2 separate regions of the Homo sapiens genome follow, and region 1 is linked to region 2. Evidence: chromatin loops called from intact Hi-C (ENCODE). Cell type or tissue: dorsolateral prefrontal cortex. All regions are shown on one strand. Links, peaks and the distances in the headings refer to the core of each region. The heading gives the core; the rest is flanking DNA.

Region 1 (11,027 bases), core at 1,274-9,273, 88 kb before region 2:
TCTTCCTATTAAAAGTGAGTTGCACAAGAATTAAAATAGATACTGTTTGTCTACTCTTTTCTTGCGATAAGAAGGCAACACTTCACTTGTTCTGATGTTCATTTTCTATCCGTACATTCAGGAATTCATTTTTAAGATGTCCTTTCTTTTGTCAAAATGTTAGATCTGTGCAAGAATTTATAAAGGAAAATCATTTCAGACATGTTTGTAATAGGCAATATTAAAAGTAAATTTGAAGGCTACAGTGACTTATTGCAATATTTTGTTTGTCAATAGTCTAATTAGAAACTAAGAATATTCTTATATTCGACTAATGCTGATTTGTTACCTCACCTGTCAATTCTTACATAGTATAAAAGTAGATTTGGAAAAACTGAAAATAAATATATGTATAGACATTGAGCAAAAATAGCATTTTTAGCTTCTTGAAAATTGTAGGCTTTATCTGTAATGGCAAATTTTAAAAAAATTGTGACAGATGCAATTTATTTGGACCTAAGTTTAATGAGTGAAAGGCTGAACTTATGTAAAATACTAAAAACTACAGTGCCCTAAAATCTAAAGTTGCAATGGCAAATCAAGATTGGAAATATTAATTATCACTACCTTGCACAGTAGAATTGTGTGACTTAGGGCTAAGAAAAGCTACAAAAGAGCCCAGAACTACATATCTCAAAACTTTAAATTAATGGGTTTCCAAAGAGGAGTTATGTAGCACATAAAAATTAAAATTAAGATTAGAAGAATGTAATAGTGTAAGTTGAGTAGATAGAACATTTCTTACGTAGTTTTAAGGATTTCTGCTAAGCTTTGACTCATTGATAGCAAGAATAACACACAAAGTAATATTATTACTTAAAATTGTCACGACTTATTGAACTAACTTATTTAAGATTTAAGCTACAAAGATTGGGCCTTTCAGTTAACATAAAACAAACAGTTACATAATTGTACTGTTGCTCAATTTTTGACTTTAGACATAGTCAGCTCATGTTCTTGTCATGTGTTGAAGCACAATTTTTCAACGTTAGCCCCAAATCATAGTTCCATGCCAGCAAGTGAGGTTTCCCCAAAATAAAGAGGATTTCTCATCCAGTTTGAACAAAAAATAGCTACATTGTTGATTTGTTGAATGTTTTTCAAATGCAATAATTTTTACATTTTGGATTTAGAGAAGAGAGAAGTAGGAGAGAAGGCAGGAAGGGTAACACTTAAAGACAGAAGGGCAAATATTCTAACACCATTGAGTGTTCACTCAGAAAACAGCAATGAATTACGTGGCCTGTGATATTTAATGAGCCCTGTATAATTTGCTCTATTATTAGTCAATATTTGGCTTTCTGTGAGCATTTACAAAATTATACCTTGATGAACAATAGGTCAAGTCAGTTTTTCCTTCTTGCTGACAGAGAATCATTGAATCTTTTAAAAATTGTCAGAGGTGATCCAGATGTCATTAGTGCACTAGATTCTTTCATGACTTGGGGAGGAGCCACAGACTCTCATCTGTCAGAAAGCCTGGTGGAGGGATGAGTTGCTTGGCACTAATAATCTCATTCATGTACTTAGTGTTACAGCTGTCTAAATAAGAGTGCTTTACTGTTCTTATATTGGCACATAATTAAATATCAGTTCTAAGTTACATAGCAAAACAACAAAATTCTAAAACCCAAAGCAAAAATTAACTTCTATATTGAAATACTTGAATTGCCTGAAGTGGGAGGAAGGGCATTATTTTACAGCAGCCAAAACAAGCTTTTGTTTGTTTGTTTGTTTGTTTTGTTTTGTTTTTGTAGTTAGAAGGCAACTCCACGTAGTGAAGAAGGACAGGTTTTGGAGTTTAACCAACCTAGGTTTTACCACCTTGAGGAATTTACCCTGTCTCTCTGAGCCTCAGTTTCCTAACATGACTGTCAGAGGGAACAAGATCATGAATGTAAAACATCAAATATCCTAAGTGTTAGTCATTTCTCCTTCTTTCTAGTTGCAAGTATGCCTTACTTCCTTCATACCAAATGTAATTACCATAGCAGTGTCTAGAATGTGTCAAGTTGTGACATGAAACCTAAAAAATACAGTCAGTATCTTTAGTTTGGGACTGACAGTTTTAATTGTCATGTTTTATTGTTCCCTTACACATCTTGATATTTTTTTCTGACATATATCATACAATATCTTTATACAAATATTTTAATGTATTTGAGATATCAAAATAATTTGTAATATTTTCTGTTATGTAACCTGTCATCATATAGACTTGGCAGATGTATTAGCAATTAAAAGCATTTCCATAGAAAAGAAATGGTAAGTTATTCAGACTGTACTTTTCCCCATCACTTCATTAATTAGCACAGCATATTAAGGATCTATTTTATGTAGAAAGTAATATGCAACTAAATGTAATGAGCAAAGATTTTAAAATATTTCAGAAAACGGTAATTCATGGTGCGTATTATTTTTACCACTGGGTTGATACATGTGCTTTTTATCTTTTTCAAATATCTGAATCATCAACTGAATTTTTCACTTGCATTTGAGTATATCCACTTATTGGTATATTTTCAAAAAACAAACTTTTGTTTCTTTAACTTTTATTTTAAGTTCTGGGGTACATGTGCAGGATGTGCGGGTTTGTTATATAAGTAAACGTGTGCCGTGGACATTTGCTGCACAGATCCACCCATCACCTAGGTGTTAAGCCCAGCATCATTAGCTATTCTTCCTGATGCTTGCCCTCCCGCCATTCCTCTGACAGGCCCCAGTGTGTCTTGTTTCCCAACATGTGTCCACGTCTTCTCATCATTCAGCTCCCACTTATAATTGAGAACATGTAGTGTTTGGTTTTCTGTTCCTGCGATGTTAGTTTGCTGAGGATAACAGCTTCCAGCTCCATCCATGTCCCCGCAAAAGACATGATCTCATCCTTTTTATAGCTGCATAGTATTCCATGGTGCTTATGTACCACATTTTCTTTATCCAGTCTATCATTGATGGGCATTTGGATTGATTCCATGTCTTTACTATTGTGAATAGAAACAAACTTTTATTAAACCTGCTTTCTCTTAAATACTTTATTTTTGCTTGAATTTAAATGAAATTAGTAGTTAGCTTCACTTTAAATTTAAGGATATTCTTGATGATCTTAAAAATCAATCTGTTAAAAAGATGTCTAAGTGGAAAAACCCAATATTATTGCTTATAATACAAAGATATTTATATTTCTATATGTTTTTTAAAATTATGAAATAGTATATTTTTATTAGAGTTGAGCTGAATGTTATTTGAACTCAGAGATGAACTTTATATAATAGCTTAAAAATAATTGTATGTTTTACTTGTTTATCTTCTCCCTGTAACGTTTATTTTAAGATCTCACTTCTAGTTTAAAATATTCGATTAGATGTAAGATAAGAAGGGAAATTTCACAAACCTTTGGGACACACTGGATTCCAAATGTCTTCCCATCCAGCTGAGAAAACTTTTAAAAATATAATTCTGTTCTATATAATTTCATACAAGTGTTGTTGTTTGGGATGAGGAATGGTAATGGATCTTTTGTGGTATCCTTTCCCAATTAATTAATGCCTCTTTTAGGAGAAGTTTGGTCATAAGAGTTTTACAGAGAACATAAGGCTCTGCTAGCCAATGGAGGAGAGTTAATTCTGGGTATACAATAGACAAGTAATTAAAGGGGACAAGAGGCAAAACAGTTTTGCGGAGTGACTAATACCCACTCTTTCCAAGGGACATGGTAGAGGAGCAATGAGGACAAATTATGGAAATGAGGCACCCTTGGCTTGTGACAAAACTCTGAAATATTGGAAGAATGTTTCCTCTTAGTTTTATGATCAGTATGAATTACTCCTCTGTCCTTAAATGTTTAAACTCCATTTGCCAGGTGTCAGCCAGGAAACCCATTTTTAGCTGCTAATTTGTGTTTTCTGTCATCTGAAAATTTTTTATAAGTGTACAGTCTGTTTCTCTGAGGTTGACCACATAAATTTGAAATAATTGCTGATCTTATCCATCCAGAAGATCCTGGCAGTTTCACAACTGTATAGGGGATCCAGATATTCCTCTCAGGAGTCTTAATTTGACCCAGAGAAGGAGCAACGCATCCAGATCCACAGAAGAAAGAATGGAGCATCCATCACTTCTGCCAGGCCTTTGTCAGGTGACCCTCAGAGCCCCATTAGAATGTCTTCTGTAGGGAAAAGCTTGACTACATTCTTGGGTTAAGAAAAGGTGATGCTGTTTATAACTGCTGAGACAGGGGGCTGAGAAAGAGTTGGATATATCAGTCTAAATGAAACCATAAATTGAATAGAGCATGAATGTTTACCCCTGTGGTCCTATACCCACATTCCCTCCAATTTTCAGACTAGACATTCATTTTTGTAATGATTGCATTCATGCATGTTTATCTTAAAGTGGTAGAAATCAGGTGATTGATTAAATCCAAATGCTCTGGATGAGATTTGTAACCCAGCAGCACTGCAGACTCAGACTGCTTCAGTTAGGAAAGAGTGAAAGGTGCATTAAGAGAAGCAGCTGATCAGTTCTTGGCAGGCAGAGTACTGCTGAAGTAACAATTTGCAGTAGTTTTGCACTCCTGTCAGTGCCAGTTGGCAAACTAATGGAGATGATGGAATGAAAGAACAAAATGTCACAACAGAAAGGAGTGAGTTGAAAATTCAAACATTTTCTTATTTCTCATAATCCTGCTCAATCAAAATGAAATCAGCATCAGTCTACAAATGAACCAACTCAATAGTGAATAAGAGGCAGCTATCTGCACATTTTTTTTCCAAGTAGGAAAATCGATTAACAATATTGTGACCATTAGCTTGTTCAAAACATCATCATGGTTTGTAATAACTCAGAGGACTAATTTATAAACAAGAATATTGATTTTAACAGAGTAAGTTTTAGTTGAGAATAGCAACTGATACAGATGTTGAAACTTTACATTAAGGATTCCGATGTTGGGTTGTAGTGGAATATCAGTGCCAAGGCAGCAAAGTCAATTTTAAACTATTATTTTGCTAATAGTAAATATAATGCAACTCCTATATATCCTCCTAATATAGATCATCTGGATTTACTATGTAATCTTTGCCTGACACTGCAGACTACACTATGAAAACCAATTCTATGTACACATTACAAATCATATTTTTAACTTCAAAGATTTAAGTGTTATTGACTTCCCATGGTTCACTCAGTTTTAATTGTTTTTGTAATCTAGATCGATTACCTCAATTTTTGACTCTAGGAAAAAAAACATAAACTTATTTATCAAAACAAGTAGGAGAAAATCAAATTAGCACATCATATCAGAAGTACAGCACAAGATAACTAAATGTGAAAAACAGATGCTGCCAAACATCATAAATATCACCCCAGTAAATACACTGAAGAGTAGATCCTTTTACTTCAGCTGAACTATGAAACAGCAGCCATTAACACATCAAGAATGAACTACAACTTGCCAAAGGTTGAAAAGTAATTTTCTCCTTAATATGATTTTAGAGTGCAGCAATGTGGTGGCTTATTCATTTTTCTCCCATTGGGTATACAGGATAAGTTGTTTTAATATTCACATGAAAATAGATAAATAACTTTATTGCATGGCTGCTATAGAGCTCAGAGCCAAAGTTGTGTGCCTTGTTATTATTACAAATACATCTTAATATATGCTTCCTAATTGCATTTCTGGTTCAAATCTGATTTTTATATTCTCACTTTACATTTTGCTATTCTGTTATGTTTTTCTGTATTTATAAATGATTGAATCACATTGAATAATGTAGGATTATAGCTGTGTCAATCTGTTAGTGCCTGATAGTATTTTAAAGGCATTGATTACAGGGTATTTTATTTATATGTAGTGTTATCCTGCATATTTATTTCATAAAGGTAATCTTCTAATTACTTATTATTCTACACTAAATTAGTCTTTGGACCAAGCAGATGTGCACGGTTAATTTCATAAACAGACTTGGTAAAATGCAGTCTGTTTCATTGCCCCGTTGATCAGTACCGAAGCCGTATAATGCAGTACCATACACCATATTTAAAATACCTTAAAAATCATATTGTTCTTTGGCAGAATTAAGCCATTCCTAAAGGAGAAAGGCCTATCCCATTCTTAAGAAAAGAAAAACTGCATAACTTATCACCTGAATATTTTCTGAAACCTTAAAATAAAGCTTCTACATTGGCAGAGTCTAAATTCCTCTGACATCAGTTTCAGCAGACTGGAGGTTAGCTATTACACGCCAAAATATTTCTCTTGTATATTTCCTGTTGGAGTAAGTCCTGTTACTAAGTACCTTTTTTTAGCATTAAGAAAATCAAATTCTGTTTTTGCTTTTTCACTGGTGAATAGAGGGGTTGGGATGAAGTATGGCCATATTTTTTCCATTGAGTTTTTTTGACAAATAATAATTATGTATATATATGGGGCACATATGACACCTTGATATGTTTATAAAGTGTAATGATCAAATTATAGTAATTGGCATATTCATCACCTGAAATATTTATTATTTCTTTGAGTTGGGAATATTCAAAATTCTCTCTTCCAGCTATTTTAAAATGTACAATAAATTATTGTTAACTAAAGTCACTCTATTATGCTATAGAACACTAAAATGTAATCCTAATATTTAACTGTAATTTTGTACTCCTTATCCATCCAGCATTTCTTTCCTGAAGATAAATGCTGTAAGAATTTTTTTTGCTGAATCTTCTTTTCTGAGAAGTTTCTCTCAGCAATTCTCTCCTATGCTTGTTGTTTCCTACAGGCAGTTTATACTCCATTGAGCTATGAGTTTATCTTTGTAATTCCAAAATTTGATTGTGTTACTGTTCTGCTAGAAAAATGACAACTGTCTAATCCATGACCAGATGAGAGCTAAAACCCTTAGTGTGGTGTGGAATCTTGCTATTCAGGTGTGATCCTAAAACCAGCAGTATTACCATCACCTGCAGTCTCCTTTCAGAGGCAGAATGGCAGGCCCAGCCATGACCAACTGAATCAGAATTTAAATTTTAAGATCACCCAGATGATATATTTTCATTTAAAAGCTGAAGCCCTAGTTCCAAAGACCACTCCAGTTTAGCCTTATCTTGCCCCTATAGCCTGGTCCTTCCACCTCCTCCTTCCCCTCCTTCTACTTTGTCTCCACTGGCTCTCCCTTCTCTAGGCTCACAATGGACTTTTCCTGCCTCTAGCTCTTTATGTACAAAGTGACCTCTGTCCAGAATTTCCTTTCCTGACCTAAGAAACTTCTACATAGTTGTTATGACCGAGACCAGATATCCTCTCATCTGGAGTTTCTTTTCAAACTATGGCATCTGACAAATTACAATTATTTGGTTCTGTCCTCTGCTTTATAGCACATTTTGCTTCTATCTTCTTAGCGCTGATTGTGTTGTTAGAATTACCTGCTAACATGTCTCCTTCCCCCACTAGACTCGGTGTATGTTTGTTTTTTTTGTTTTCTTTTGTTTTGTTTTTCCTCTTCTCTGATACTTAGTAGAGTTCAGGTACATAGTAGGCCCCTAGAAAAATGTTTGTTCAGGCTGGGTGTGGTGGCTCACGTCTGTAATCCCAGCACTTTGGGAGGCTGAGGCAGGCGGATCACAAGGTCAGAAGTTCCAGACCAGCCTGGCCAACATAGTGAAACCCCGTCTCTACTAAAAATACAAAAATTAGCTGGGCATGGTGACGCCCACCTGTAGTCCAGCTATTCGGGAGGCTGAGGCAAGAGAATCGCTTGAACCTGGGAGGCGGAGGTTGTGGTGAGCTGAGATTGTGCCATTGCACTCCAGCCTGGGCGACAGAGCGAGACTCCATCTCAAAAAAAAAAAAATGTTTATTCAATAAATTTATGAAAGAGTGGATACTATAACAGATCTCTACATTTTGCTCAAGGCAAATAGAAACAAGCATTGTCACCCAAAAGACCACAAGGATGGTAAATTGGTAGAAAGGAGAGTTTTATTGGCGTTATCAATTTCCAAGCTGGGAAGAGAAAGTCTCCACAAGGCACAAAGGTGCTCTCTCTTCAGAGAGGGGAAGAACAAGTTGGATTTTATGCCTCACAGGGCCAGTATCATACATATTCAACAGGTTTAGGGGAAAAGCTGTATATATTTATGAGCAGTGTTGAGCACACGCACAATAGGTAAACATGCATGTAATGTACATCCCATGTTCACTGTGGGGTGGGGTTTGAGCATTAAAAGAGGTGGAATTTCGCTCTTTCCATGAAAAGGTGAACTATAAGACCCAAAGACAGTTTGTGTGCAGCCTCTACAAACTGGCTGAAACTGGCTTAAGGTCTGCCATAGCTTTTCAGAAAAAAAATGTAAGGCCAGTCCTCTGTTCAGTCAGGGTTGTAGTGGTCTGGGTAGTAAATCAGCCTAATAGCTCCTACTGTTAGGGTATTTAGCAGGGCTGTGGTTTGTCTTATGGTGGTAGAAATTTGGAAATTTGCCCTACCAGCCAAGCCCTGAGCCTTGACCCATAGGAAACTTTTGTTTCCTTAACTTAGGGACCATCTTAATTGATAAAGAGATGTCTATTTCAGTTTTTCCTATCATAATATTTACTAGAGAGCAGTTTAAGCAATTTCCTGTGTTATTCTCTAGAACAGGGTCCAGAAATTACTCAGGACCAAGTTCAGGGCTCAGCCACTGTAATTTAACCCAGGTTGGCTTTAAAAATTAGCTGTTGCAGCAAAGTTGATAATGTTTCTTAATAAATTCCACCTACGATTGAAGGCATACAACACCTACATGTGAAAACTACACTGCTGTCAATTCATTTAGAGGACAGATGACATTGTTTGAATCACAAGTAATATCAAGCTGCATTAGAAACAAACTCCCTCCCTGTACTGTCAAAGTTAAAGCAGGAAATGAAACCTCCATTCTCACACAGATTTATGAGGGATGTATTGTCTGAGGTGAAACCCCAAAGTAAATGCAAAGGAAATTTTTCTATTTTAAAATGCATATAACTGTGTGATTGTGGGCTTCCACTTAACTTTCAATTGGAAGTCATTGGTCTACAATTTAAAGACATGCTAAAAGGCATATATTGAGAGATGAATCTAGTGGAATTCTATGAATTCCTTCCAAGTGACAAATATACTCAACTAAAATCATATGCTCATGAATTTATGTAAGTCTTTAGCACTACCTATCTGGTTGGAAAAACATATTCAAAGATGTAAGAAACAAAATCTTATTACAGAAGAACATTTGCAATTAATTTCAATGATAAAGAATACTAACTTTGAACCTCAATTATGCAAAATGTTATATACTCCCCAAAGAATTTCATTTTCTCACTAGTAGATTTGTATTACACAATATTCACTCCATTTTTACTATTATATTTTGGATTTTATCAATAACAAATTTGTGAAAATTAGTTTGGTATCTTGTCACATAAGTAGTTGGACAACATACTTGATTTTGCCCCTTGGCCCACAAAGCCTAAAATATTTATTCATTGGCTTCTTACAGAAAAAGTTTTCTGACTTCTAGAAACAAAAGCAGAGATTAAACATTCAAAACAATAAATATGTATTTATTAAAGGTATATTTATAAGCTCTGAGAATAAAGTAGAGACATTTTCACCAATTCAGAACTTGTATTGTCAAGTAGTATGCTTACCTATTTTCTAAATAATTTGGTAAAATATATAACAATAATATTGGTATATATTTAAAATATGTATGTGAATTACTTTCTGAAATTGGCATCAGAATAAAGGGCTATGAAAATTATATGGGACCTCAGGTGGAAATCTACATATAAAGTATTTTCATATCTGGACAGCTCAGGTCTAGCTCAGATTTACTTACTTTATGGACATTTTACATCTGCTGTACAAAGAAATTTGGTCTTCAAGGAATTTGTCTTGTCAGGTAGCAAATTGTTATAATTTTTTAAAAGCTGAAAACTGCCTTCATATTTAGGTGTGCTGAATACACTCTCAGTTCCTGAGACAACTTCTGTAATTAAACCGGCAAGTATCTCTTCACTGTTTACTGTACACTTCACATCACCCATAGAGGCATTTCTGAACACACAAGGAGGGCACTTCAGAGCTGGAGAAAGGGGAAATTCATTTTGTCACACTGTGACTTATATATACTTTTTAAAGACAAAGCAATTTTCTCTGTCGAAACTTTGATTCTTTTAGAGCTATTATGGAGGAGTAGTTACATCATTCCCAAAATTTTTACTGCAAAGTGGTTGCCTGTTAGAAACACAATCCTTACAGAACTCTCAAAAACTGGCAGTTGCTGTAGGTAGTCAATTGAAGAGGATCAAACACATCTGTTGGCATATCCATCTGTTACCAAAAAATCTCTAGTCTAAAATTCTTGCTAAAAAAACTTCCATTTTGATTAGAACATCACTGAGAAGCTTACAAAATTGAGACTGAAAGTCATTACCTTTATGGAGTAAATCATAAGGAAATAAAAACAAATGTCTCTCAAGTAGATTAATTTTATTCCAAATCTATTTTTTTTTTTAATTAATGGAACTGTTACCAGTGGAGGGTATCCAGATTCTTGGCATTTGGAACAAAGAATTAGGTAAAGCCCACAAACAAAGCAATGAAAGAAAAGCACCGATTTATTGAAACAAAAGTACACTCCACAGAGTGGGAGCGGGCTTGAGCAAGTGGTTCAAGAGCACTGGTTATAGAATTTTCTGGGGTTTAAACACCCTCTAGAGGTTTCCCATTGGTTACTTAGTGTACACCCTATGTAAATGAAATAGTGATCAGCAATCAGAGGCTGAAGTGATGTTACAAAGTTATACTTCTATGCAAATGAAGACTTGGCCTGGGACCAGTCTGATTGGTTGTGAGATAGAAACCAATCAGAGGTCCTTTCATCTGCCATGCAGAAAAGTGGGGGGTGGGGAGGTGGAAAAAGAGTCACATATGGTCCTTTTGTTACTTGGGCATGGAAAGTTGGAGTTTTCATTTTGG
Region 2 (11,027 bases), core at 1,658-9,657:
TTTGAGAAGATAATCTATCATGTCCAGAAGGCAAGACTTCCCACTTTATATTTTAATCCTTATACATTAACAGAAACAAGTTTTTCATATTAGCTAGTCACCTCTTTAGAAAGCACAGAAAATAGGAAGCTCTTCAAAGGATTTGAAGCAGCTATGACAAAAGGTAAACATATAATGAAGATACTTAAATAAGAGAGAAAATTCGAGTTGAATAAAAAGACAATGTTGAGGAGAAGGAAGAATGTAAAAGGCAGGATAGAAATAATAGATTTAAAGGAAAACCAAGGCTAAGAGAAGCTGCTACTATTAATCAAAAGGCTTATCTCTGAGTGCTCTGAATTCAAGGTGAGAAAGAAAAGAAATAACTCTTATGGTGTAGTTAGAAAAGACAACTAGTTCATCAAGAAATACTTTTACCAGTTCTGAATTCTACAAAAATGTATACTGTGTACATTTAATATGATTTTGAATAAAATAAATGACACTATCTTTGATTACTAGCTTATAAATTACATAAAATTATTTATATTGGAACTTAATATAATTTATTACTGATAAACTTGTAAAATTGTAGGTGATTCTTTGTTAAAACTTGAATACTGGTATCCAGGCATATCATTGTTATAGTTATATGAGCCAGTACAGGAGTAAAACATGAGGAATACATGGCCACTGTATTCCTTAGTCTCCTTTCAATTATCAATAATCTCAGCCAGAGATTAGGAAGCATCTCTAAAATATCTAATGTGAATCTTTAAAATTATAATTCACATTCACAGACAGCAAAACTAAGTAGTTATTGAGCAATAAATCACTTGTTCATATGGCAGAATAAGAATGAATGCCTGGTGTCCTGAGATGGTCCTAGGATAGTGTTTCCTGAACCATTCTCCGATTTATTCAAAACTACTTTATGAACAGTTGGGAAATTAGATGACTTGGTTTGTGGCAATGAAGTACCATTTCCCAACATAGTTTATTTTTCTGTAAATATTTTATTTTACTACTAAGAATAAAAGAAATTGCTGTTATATAAGTTGCACAGATTGGAAAACATTGGTCTGATCAAAGTTTTATGATAAATATCCTTGCTTTAATTGTAATTAATTGATTAAAAACACAAATGAGAAGCAAAGAGAAAAATGTACAAAGCAATAGCAACATATCCAATTTTGGGCCTAGCAATTATAATTATGGGTTTAGAACATCCAATCTGACTTTGAGATAAATTTACTTATAAGACTTCCTACTACCAATTCTGTTCTTTCTTTTTTTATTCATAGAATTGATAAATAACCAATAATTTTCTAGTTATATTTGCCTTTTTTTCCTATAAATCCTCACAATAGGACTTGTAGTCCTTCATTAGTATAATCAGGCTGCTGAAAACTTTAACCCAGTTATTCGTCTATTGCCTGTCTTTTCCTCAATTTTTGTTTGCCCTAAACCAAGACACCATTTCAAATTAAAGTCTTCTACTATAATGTTAAGTTAGATGGGGGGGGCGGGAAATATCTTTGCATTAAGGACCAAAAACCACATGGCAATAAAGTAGAGTGCATGAGGGCCATAGGCTTGCATTTTTTTAAATGTAATTTAGTTAAATTCTATTTTTGCTGCCTATAACATTGGCTAGAAGGGTTGATATAGAACAGTGTGGATATTAAAAACTGTAGCTTGCAAAGTTACTTGTCAGGAAGGCTTTCTTTTTAAAAGGAAAACAATACAATGGGTACAACAAGTATCTTAAGTATAGAAAGAGGAGGCTGGGCAGGGTGTCTCACGAGTCTGTAATCCCAGTATCTTGGGAGGCCGAGGCAGGTAGATTGCTCAGTCCAGGAGTTCTAGACCAGCCTGGGCTACATGGTGAAACCCTGTATCTACAAAAACACCTAGCCAGGCATGGTGGTGGACATCTGTAGTCCCAGCTACTCTGGAAGCTGAGGTGGGAGGATCACTTGAGCTGGGGAAGGCAGAGGCTGCAGTGAGCTAAGAACAGAGTGAGACCCCACCTCAAAAAAATAAATAAAAAAAGAAAGAAAAGAGCAGTGTCAGTAGGAGTTGGGATGGTTAGGTTTGAAAGGTTTAAAAAAAAAATTTAAAATAACAACTAAGTATTATTGTTGTAGTGCTTACTTTGTGCACTACACTCTTCTAAGGACTTTGCATTCCTTAACTCATTGAACCTTCAAAAGAGCAGTACAAGTTATGTACTATTAGTATTCCAGTTTTAAAGATGATGAACTTGAGGTACAAAGGTGTTAAATAACTTGTCTAAGTTTACTTAGCTCTTAAAGGTCAAAGCCAAAATTTGAACCCAGAGGTCGTACTCTTACCTGTTCTGTCAACATTCTTTCCAAATGTGCTCTAGAAAACCTGGGGCATAGTGAAGAACTTGTAAGACTCAAAGGACTTTTACATGTGTAAAGAAGGGAAAGAAGTTTCTTGAAGAAACAGAAAGAAATGTATTAATGAACATATATGAAGTCATGTGCACCATCTTATTTAATCTTTCACAACAGAATGGTTAGTCGTGACTTTCCTCCATCTGTACAAAGAAGGAAAGCAAGGTTCAGAGAGGTGGGTAACATGCCGAATATATGTTGGTAGGTTGAGGTGGATCTTGAGTTCAATCTCAAATTTAATTCCAAGGTCCATGTCCTTTTCACTGCAGAATGCTATAGGATAGAAGTCAAGGTAGAATTAAGACAGAAAAACTGTCCTTTCAAAAGAAAGAACAGTTTATGGTTGAGAATGTGTATAGTACTTGAAGAGTTAGAAAAGTGCATGTAGCCAAATGATGGAAGATTTTGTTGCCATGTATGATAGGGTAAGCAATATCAAATGCTATAACAGATAAGTGCCAAATTCTCAGAGGTCTCTCTCTCTCTCTCTCTCTCTCTCTCTTTCTCTCTCTTTCTCTCCTCTCTCTCTTTCTCTCTCACACACGCACAAACACACACACACACACACACACTTGTTACTCTCATCATAGGTCAGAGAAGATGGTGCCAATCAGGCAGCCTAATACAAGGTCCTGCAGGGGCCAAGGGTCTTTCCATATCGTGGACCTGCCTTTCCTTCTAAGGCAGAAGGACCTGCCTTAGAAATTCCTTCTATTTCTAAGGAAATAGAACCTCACTGAGGTTCTATTCATTAATTTAATAGAAAGAAAAAAAACTTAAGTGAGAGGTTTTTTTTTCTGTTTTCTGTTTTTCTTTCTTTCTTTCTTTCTTTCTTTCTTTCTTTCTTTCTTTCTTTCTTTCTTTCTTTCTTTATTTTGGCTAGTCTTAGAAGTGCATTCTGCACTTCTAGCAACATCCCACTGGCCAGAACATTTGCTATATAGTAAAAGTGGCATTAAAGAGAAAGAAGCCAGTAATGAGGCTTGGTAATGGTCCCCAAAAGAGAGATTAGAGTCAGGAAAGCTTTACAGTATGAGGAGATATTTATTTAGTACATACGATAGGTCATGCTCTGTCTGAGCCCTGGGAATACAGCATGTAACACAGATAAGGTCCTTGCCTTTAAACAGCTTACATCCTGAGAAGGGGTGAGATGGAATAGACAATAAAGAAATGAACAAACAAGCAAGCAGACGACATCCTTTCAGATAACAAGTGTTTTAAAAAGAAAACAGAGTTCTGAAAAACAGGATCCTGGGAGAAAGGGATGCTACTTAAGATTGGATATTTAAGGAGTACCTCTCTGAGGATTGACATTTTAGTCAAATAGCGAGAGCCAGCTATGCAAAGATCTGTTGAAACAGTATTCTGAGCAAAGAAAACCTCTGGTCCAAAGGCGCAAGACTGGGGATTAGCCTGGTGTGCTGAAGGAACTGACAGAGGTCAGTGTGTCAGGAGCCCCTAAAATAAGAAAGAAGGTCAAAGTTGAAAAGGGGTTTGATCATGAAGGTGCTAGTAGGCCTTCATGAGGAGGCTCAATTTTATTCTAAGTATACTGAGAATCCTCCAGATGTTTTATTCTGGAGATGTTTATTCCAGATATTTATTCAGGAGTTATATGATTCAATCATCACTCTCACTTCCTCCTGAAGCCTTGCACGACCATTCCAGAATATCATCATCATCCCCTTCTCTTTCCATATCATGGGCCTGCCTTTCCTTAAATCACTGAGGTTCTATTCATTAGTTAAATAGAAACAAAAAGAAAAACATATCTTACATGAGAGTTTTATTGGCTAGTCTTTGAAGTGCATTCTGCTCTTCCAGCAGAATATCCAGTTGGTCAGATATCCCATAGCAATTTCCCTTGCTTCAATCACATTGGTACTTCTGGAAATATGGATATGCAATCTCCTTAACTGGAATGTAACCTCTTGAAGAGCAGACTTATATTTAATTTGTGGCTTCCTCAGTAACAAACACAGTTCCAAGAAAACACTTAGGTCTTGAGTAACTACATGAATAAATGAATGATGAATAAATAAATAAGGAATGAAAAATAGTTGAAGGAATAGAGAGCAGTATCCTCTTGTATTTGGAGTCTACAACGTGCTTTCACTTTTACTGTGTCATTTGATCCACATGAGCACATCGAGTTCATGGGGGAGAGTTTGGTAACTGCACAATTATGAGATGCCAGAGATTAGAAGTCAAACAGAAACGAAGATGTTAAGGCTGAGCACTGAGAAGAATAATGGAACCACTTTGGAAATAGGGGATCAGGAGGTAAAGTCAATTTGGAGTAGGGGAGGGAGGTGGTGAGAGAAAGTTATGTTCTGATTCAGCTGATAAAAGGCAGAACCAAGTAGAATGCCCAGTAGGCAAGTAATTAAAGGTTAAGTTGTGTGATGCAGACAGAAAGAGCTGCAGGAGTTCAGATAAATCTAATAAAGAAAATGGATTTGGGACTGAGGAATGAGAATAGACACTGAAGTCGCAAAAAGTTAGACTGCTGGGTGTAATGACAGAAAATATTTACTGAAAATAACTGGATATTGGGAAAAAGGACAGACTAAGTAATGGGAAATAGATATCAGGATATATTAATTAAGATAAGACATCAGAAATAAACCATAGAAGAAAAAACTGAGGAGCTGCCATCTTCCATTTGTTTAATTAAAAAATGAAATTACTGCCCTACTCACAGTGCTACTCACTGAATATTTCCAATTTCCTACCTCCAAAACAGTGGACATAGGACTGTGTTATGGGATGCTGCTTCCTGGCTACTTTGCAGTTGAGGACACTGATGTGTCTGGTTCTAGACTGTGACCTGTGGCTGAATGTTTGATTGCCAATACAAAACTCTGCAAACTTTCCTCTTTCTGACTTCATAATTAGCAGTGTTCAAGTAGGTGACTGCTTTGTCATCCAGGATCCCTGGGTGATATAGAGCATAAACAAACAAACAAAAAAAAGATCGTTGTCATTTTAAGCCACTGAGATATTGAGGGTGTTTGTTACTGCAACATAACATTATACCCTGCCTGATGCTCTCAACATCAGTGCCCAGTAAGAAAGGATGAATGTGGAGTGAAATTGAATCCTGTGACAGGAAACAGTGGGGAAACTAAGGATCATTAAAAAAGGAAGAGACATCAAGTTGGCAAATGATACTGACCAATCTTCTAACACACTTATCCCCGAAGGCCTTGCAGGAGGATAGAACTGGAAACTTCACGGCAGGTGTGTTTACCTACCCATCCATGCCCCCTCCAGTGAAAAGCAGGATAGGGCAACTCCTTCAGGATGATGGAAAATGCCTCAGACTGGCTGGCTGTGTCACTGTCCTTGACTTCTCCTCACAACTAGTATGACAGGTTGATGTGGCCGAGCGTCAGAAAATCGAGAGAACAGTTAGCAGTGCTTCCAGGTCTCCAGAGCCACAATGCCTATGACAAAGGATAAAATGAACCAGAGACAATCATAACCAAAATTATAAAGTAGGACAACAATTTATAAACAGGAGAGAGTAAAATGCTTGATTGGGTTCTGACAAGAAGAATATATTTAGAAAGATAAAACCAAGCTTACAAGAATAAAGCAGAAATTGATTTTCCATATAGGACCTACCAATGTAGAGATTAGTAAAAGGAAAAGAAGACAAAAAAGGTAAATCCATTTTTGTTCCTACAACGTGCAACATATTCGTGATTTTTTTTCCCCATGGAGGAGTGATGGGAGAGTGGAAGGGAAGGGAATGAATATATTTTTCAGCTCAATCTTTGACTACTTCTCATAACCTAACTTTAAATTTTAGGATTTGTACTTAACACTATATTGAGATTGTTATTTTAACTGGAATTCTAAGATTTGTGAACTGTAAATGAAAAACATACTCATTAAATTTTATTTTTTCTTGATACTCAAAATCATATTTATAAAAAAAGGATTTTTTTTTTTTTTTTTTTGAAATGGAGTCCTGCTCTGTCACCCAGGCTGGAGTGCAGTGGCACGATCTCGGCTCACTGCAAGCTCCGCCTCCCGGGTTCACGCCATTCTCCTTCCTCAGCCTCCTGAGTAGCTGGGACTACAGGCGCTTGCCACCACGCCCGGCTAATTTTTTGTATTTTTAGTAGAGATGGGGTTTCACCATGTTAGCCAGGATGGTCTCAATCTCCTGACCTCGTGATCTGCCCACCTAGGCCTCCCAGAGTGCTGGGATTACGGGCGTGAGCCACCATGCCTGGCCAAAAAAAGGATTTTTTAAAGGAGAAAGAGGTGCAAACCTCTTTAGTTAGTAAAAACTAACTAGAGAATTCTCACTAACAAAAGGCCTTGTTACCAGGATAGATGGTCAATTTGTGACTGAGTTGTAGCCAAATCATAGGTGTGGGATAATCACACTATATCAAAATTTAAATGTAAAAATCTGCCTATCTTTATTCATTGACCATGAACCAAGAGCTCCAGTCCTCCTGGTCATATTTAATAGGGAAAAATATGTTTGGATGGATTGATGGATGGAGGGCCAAACAGATGGATGTATGGAGAGACTTATCTAATGAGGCAGCTTGGTATTTTGAGAGAGCACAGGTTTTGTGTAAAAAAAAAAAAAAAAAAAATCCAAACTGGTTTTTTTGTGCTAAAAGCAGTCTAATTAAGAGCTGAGCTGCTAAAATCAGTTTGCTTGGCTTAAATTTTGGTGTGTCCACTTACTGCTGTGTGGCCTTATGCAAATTTCTTAACCTTCCTGAGTCACCAGGTTCTCATTCATATAAAGAGAATTTGAACATCTATTATATGAAGTTATTAGGAATATACGTAATAACTATCATCAATCTCAGTTTTCTTTGAATTGCTTATCTAAAGAAGTTTATCTCAAAAGTATCTTTGCCTATGTCTTAAACATTTATTATTTATACTGATTTGGAGGAACGTATTTGTTCTGTCATTATTGATTACCTGTATGATAGTGTCTTAGTTCATCACAGAAATTCTTTATCTGACTCCAAAGCAGACACTTAAATAGGCCATGCATGTTAGCACTTATTCTACTGGGGGCTTGAGGTGAGTGGGTATTAACACAATCAAACCAATTGTTTGGGTTTGTAAAAACAAAATTAGTGCTTTAATCTATTTTTATACTTTGAATACTAGTGTAGGTATTAAATAAAGAGCTTAAACCAAGAAAAACCATACCATCCTGAATCTTAGGAAAGTTACTTTGTTGTTGTTAGAGAAAAAAACAACAGGTTTATTTATAATATAAAATTAACAGCAATTGTTCACAAAGACGACTTTGTTTGCTACTCAAAAGGACCCTGTGAGTGTTCCTATCCTGATTTTGCTGATGAGGAAACGGGGAGAAACTGTTAGGAGGTACATTCCTTACACTATGTCCTATGGCTGATAAGTGAAGGGGGCCAAGATCTGAACATAGGCATTCTGGCTCCAGAGCCCAGGCTTCTCACTACCTCATTAAATTGCCTCTCAAATAATCATACCGTGTTAAATGGGCTGGATGGGACCTTGGAGATCATATAATCCTGTCTCTTTGTATTACCGCTTGTAACTGTAAAGCAGAGAGAAGTTAAACGATCTGCCCAAGGTTATACACTTCCGTCTCTTTCCCAACATAATAACACACTCTCGTTGAAACTCATTTCTAGGATTTATACAAACTAATGGCAAAGTCATGACATTTTTTAATTGAATGCCCAATAAAAGAATCATTTTCATCTTGTTTTACCATCTCATGTCCATGAGTAAAATGTTGAAAACGTGTTGCAAAGCCAAAAGGGTCCTTATCTTCATGAATAGCCTGCTTTTTTATAGAAGAAGGAAAACCATCACTAGGCTGAGTCTGTTTTAAATGAAATAAGTATGTAGTCATTTTCTTGGTGAAGAGAATCTCTGGGGCATTAAGGGAAAAGATGGCACATCTGACCTTCTAAGTCATGTAACTTCAACTTAGACAATATATGACTTCAAGAAAAGTATCATCTTTCCTATAGTTGCTGGTCTTATATATCTTATGAGATCCTTCAGGTCACTTCACTCTGGTTTCAGGTAGAAAACCAATGGGGCTAAAAGTGCTTTGTGTTTCCAACAGACCAATCAATTTTATTTTTAACTGTTAAAGTATTTGTTGCTGTTCAGTCAATCTTTTACTCTTGCTTTAGTCAGACATTAGAGAGGATGATTATAAGTAAGTATATTATCTGAATGATCTTCTGATTTCAAAGTCAGGGATTATTTTCCTTGAATGTTTAAGTGGTCATCTCTACCTTTTCCAAAGCCAGAAAGCAAGAAAGGCTGTGGGTCATCTTCCTTGAAAAACTACATACCACAACTGAACACAATTTAAAATTGCAGCCATTAGATTAAAATCTCTCTCAAGGGTTCTACACAAGGGCTCATTTTGGTGTTTTATATAAAGGCCCAGCTCCCTGACCAACTTTTTGACCTTAGTTGAGTTACCTAATCTCTCTGAACCTCAGCCTCTCTACCTGTAAAGTGGGAGAGACAACAGTACTTACCCACAGGATTTTTATAAGAGTTAAATCCTAAAATGTATATAAAATTTTTAAGACATGACTTGATGCTTAATAAATCTCAGATGTTATCTCTGTGAATTCAGCATTCAATTACAATGCACTTATCTAGTTCTGAGGCTTCCGTTTTTATCTTTAGGCATATTATGGACAAATATTTTTGCCGCTCTGATTCTCACGCTCCAAGTATTCATTCATTTATATAACACATTCACTGACTGTCTGCTAAGTGTCAGGCATTGTCCCAGGCACTGGAGCTACAAAGTGAGCAAAACAGATAAAAAGTTCCATTATTGAGCTTACCTTCTATTAGGAAAACATGATAAATAAGTAAGCATATATGTAGTTTAATATAAATAAATGCTCAGGTAAAAAAATAGTGTAGAAGTGACACAGGACTTATTAGGATATATTGGACAAGAGTGTTAAGGAAGTAGGTCATGAATATTGCAATTTCAGATAGGATGACCAAGGAAGGCTTTCCTAAGGCAGCAATATTTTAGTAAAAATGTGAAGGAGATGAGGAAACAAACCCTATGACTATCAGATCATTTCTGTCCCAGATCACAGCAAACATTTATGTAAGCACCAACCACATGCACTCTATTTTAGGTATCTGTTTCTTGACTCTGTATGTCCCAATTTAACCCATCAACTCCCCGCCCCGCCCAACCTGCAGTATTTCTGTTCTATTCTTCTAATCATGCAGGCGAAGAATTAACCATGCCATTGCTGATGCTTGCCTTCTGTTCCCCTGTCCGTGCATGCCAATGTCCATCTACTCAGCTGCTAAGTCCTAAAAATTTATCTCCACAGTTCTTTCACATTTACTGTATTCTTTTTGTTTCTGTTGACACCAGTGTAGTTCAGACCCATAGTACCTTTAACTTGACTATCTTAATAATCACCTCACTGATGCCTCAAAGGCCAGCCCACAGTGATCAGTTCACTCTTTGTAGACATCCATGGGCTTGTCAGTTCACAATTTCAGAATCTTCAGGAATTCCCTGAATCAAAATAACAATAAAAGAGGTTGGGCAACTCTGTGGCTTGTCAACAACATGCGGGCTCTGGGTCAGCTCACAGATTCCTTTGGCCTTCTCATCATTGAAACAGGAAGGCTACAGCAAGCAGAAGCAGCACAATAACCAAAGGCAGAAATGAGTAAGCCTCTGTATCAATGAAAGCTTACACTTTGCTATCACCACCAACCACAGCTGATTTCTTTTCATCACCATGGTTGTGTCACATATGTGTGCTTATAGCAATCATGGGAAAGGGAACACCAATCAACATGCTTTCCCTCAACTCATGACCTTCTAATATCTGAACAGATTCAAGGATTCTTTAGCAAGGAAGAAAGGGAGCAGAAATGGCTTTTGGATGGGCAGCAAATAATGTCTGCCAAATCCTCTACTGAATAAACTATTGACTATGATATGCAAGCCTTCTGAGAATAACCTTATTTTTCCTTCTTCAACATGGTTTAGTCAGTATGTGCTCTGGACTCTCTCATCTCCATGCCCTAGATCGGTTTGTCTCAATGTGTGGTCCAGCGACTAAGATATTATTTGCCTTTTTTATTCTCATTCTTACACAAATGCACAGTGGAGTTTTCCAGAGGCTACTTGATATGTGCTCTTCAACAGATTCAATGAAGAAGCAGGTATAGAATCCAGCTTTGTTGTATTAAGCCAAGGATTAAAGGGGTTTTCAAAAATGTACACAGTGCCATTCTTCTCACTGAATTTATTTTTAGAAAGCATATTCATTTTTTTAAAAATGTTATCTATCTCAACATGCAATGGGTATGTTATTGTTTCTAAATCCATCGATAAATACAAATTTTAAATGCCTCAATTGCATTTTCTAATATGATAAATATCAATATGTATAGAATGCATAAATAAAAGCTCTTTGGGGTCTTCCAATAATTTTTAAGATTATGATGGGGTTCTGTGAGAAAGTGGTTTGGGAAATGTTGTCCTGGCCTAGATTACGTAGCATCTTCTACCTGTGATGCCACTTCCTCCATCACGAAATGCTCATCCTAAAAGATTTAGGT

What was found. Peaks named below come from ENCODE experiments on the same cell type or tissue, not always from the same donor. Only the 100,000 strongest peaks of a DNase experiment are listed, where the experiment ranks them.
Region 1: a loop joins it to region 2, with 1.8 times the contacts of the local background. A loop is called at or near these places in 2 of 110 quality-filtered maps.

Annotation. Positions count from the first base shown.
Region 1 is chr2:192,117,595-192,128,621 of GRCh38, reverse strand. All of the region lies in intron 4 of TMEFF2 (transmembrane protein with EGF like and two follistatin like domains 2), which reads left to right. Among named protein-coding and RNA genes, the nearest start is that of TMEFF2, 72 kb to the left of the region's middle. In dorsolateral prefrontal cortex, for the core only: no CTCF peak of the experiment used is centred there; a DNase peak (open chromatin) is centred at 4,581; H3K4me3 peaks cover 98 bases; H3K27ac peaks cover 5,552 bases.
Region 2 is chr2:192,029,524-192,040,550 of GRCh38, reverse strand. All of the region lies in intron 5 of TMEFF2 (transmembrane protein with EGF like and two follistatin like domains 2), which reads left to right. It overlaps CAVIN2-AS1 (CAVIN2 and TMEFF2 antisense RNA 1), which reads right to left. Exons shown (of 4, transcript NR_187184.1): 2 at 5,666-5,857. Among named protein-coding and RNA genes, the nearest start is that of TMEFF2, 160 kb to the left of the region's middle. In dorsolateral prefrontal cortex, for the core only: no CTCF peak of the experiment used is centred there; no DNase peak of the experiment used is centred there; H3K27ac peaks cover 897 bases.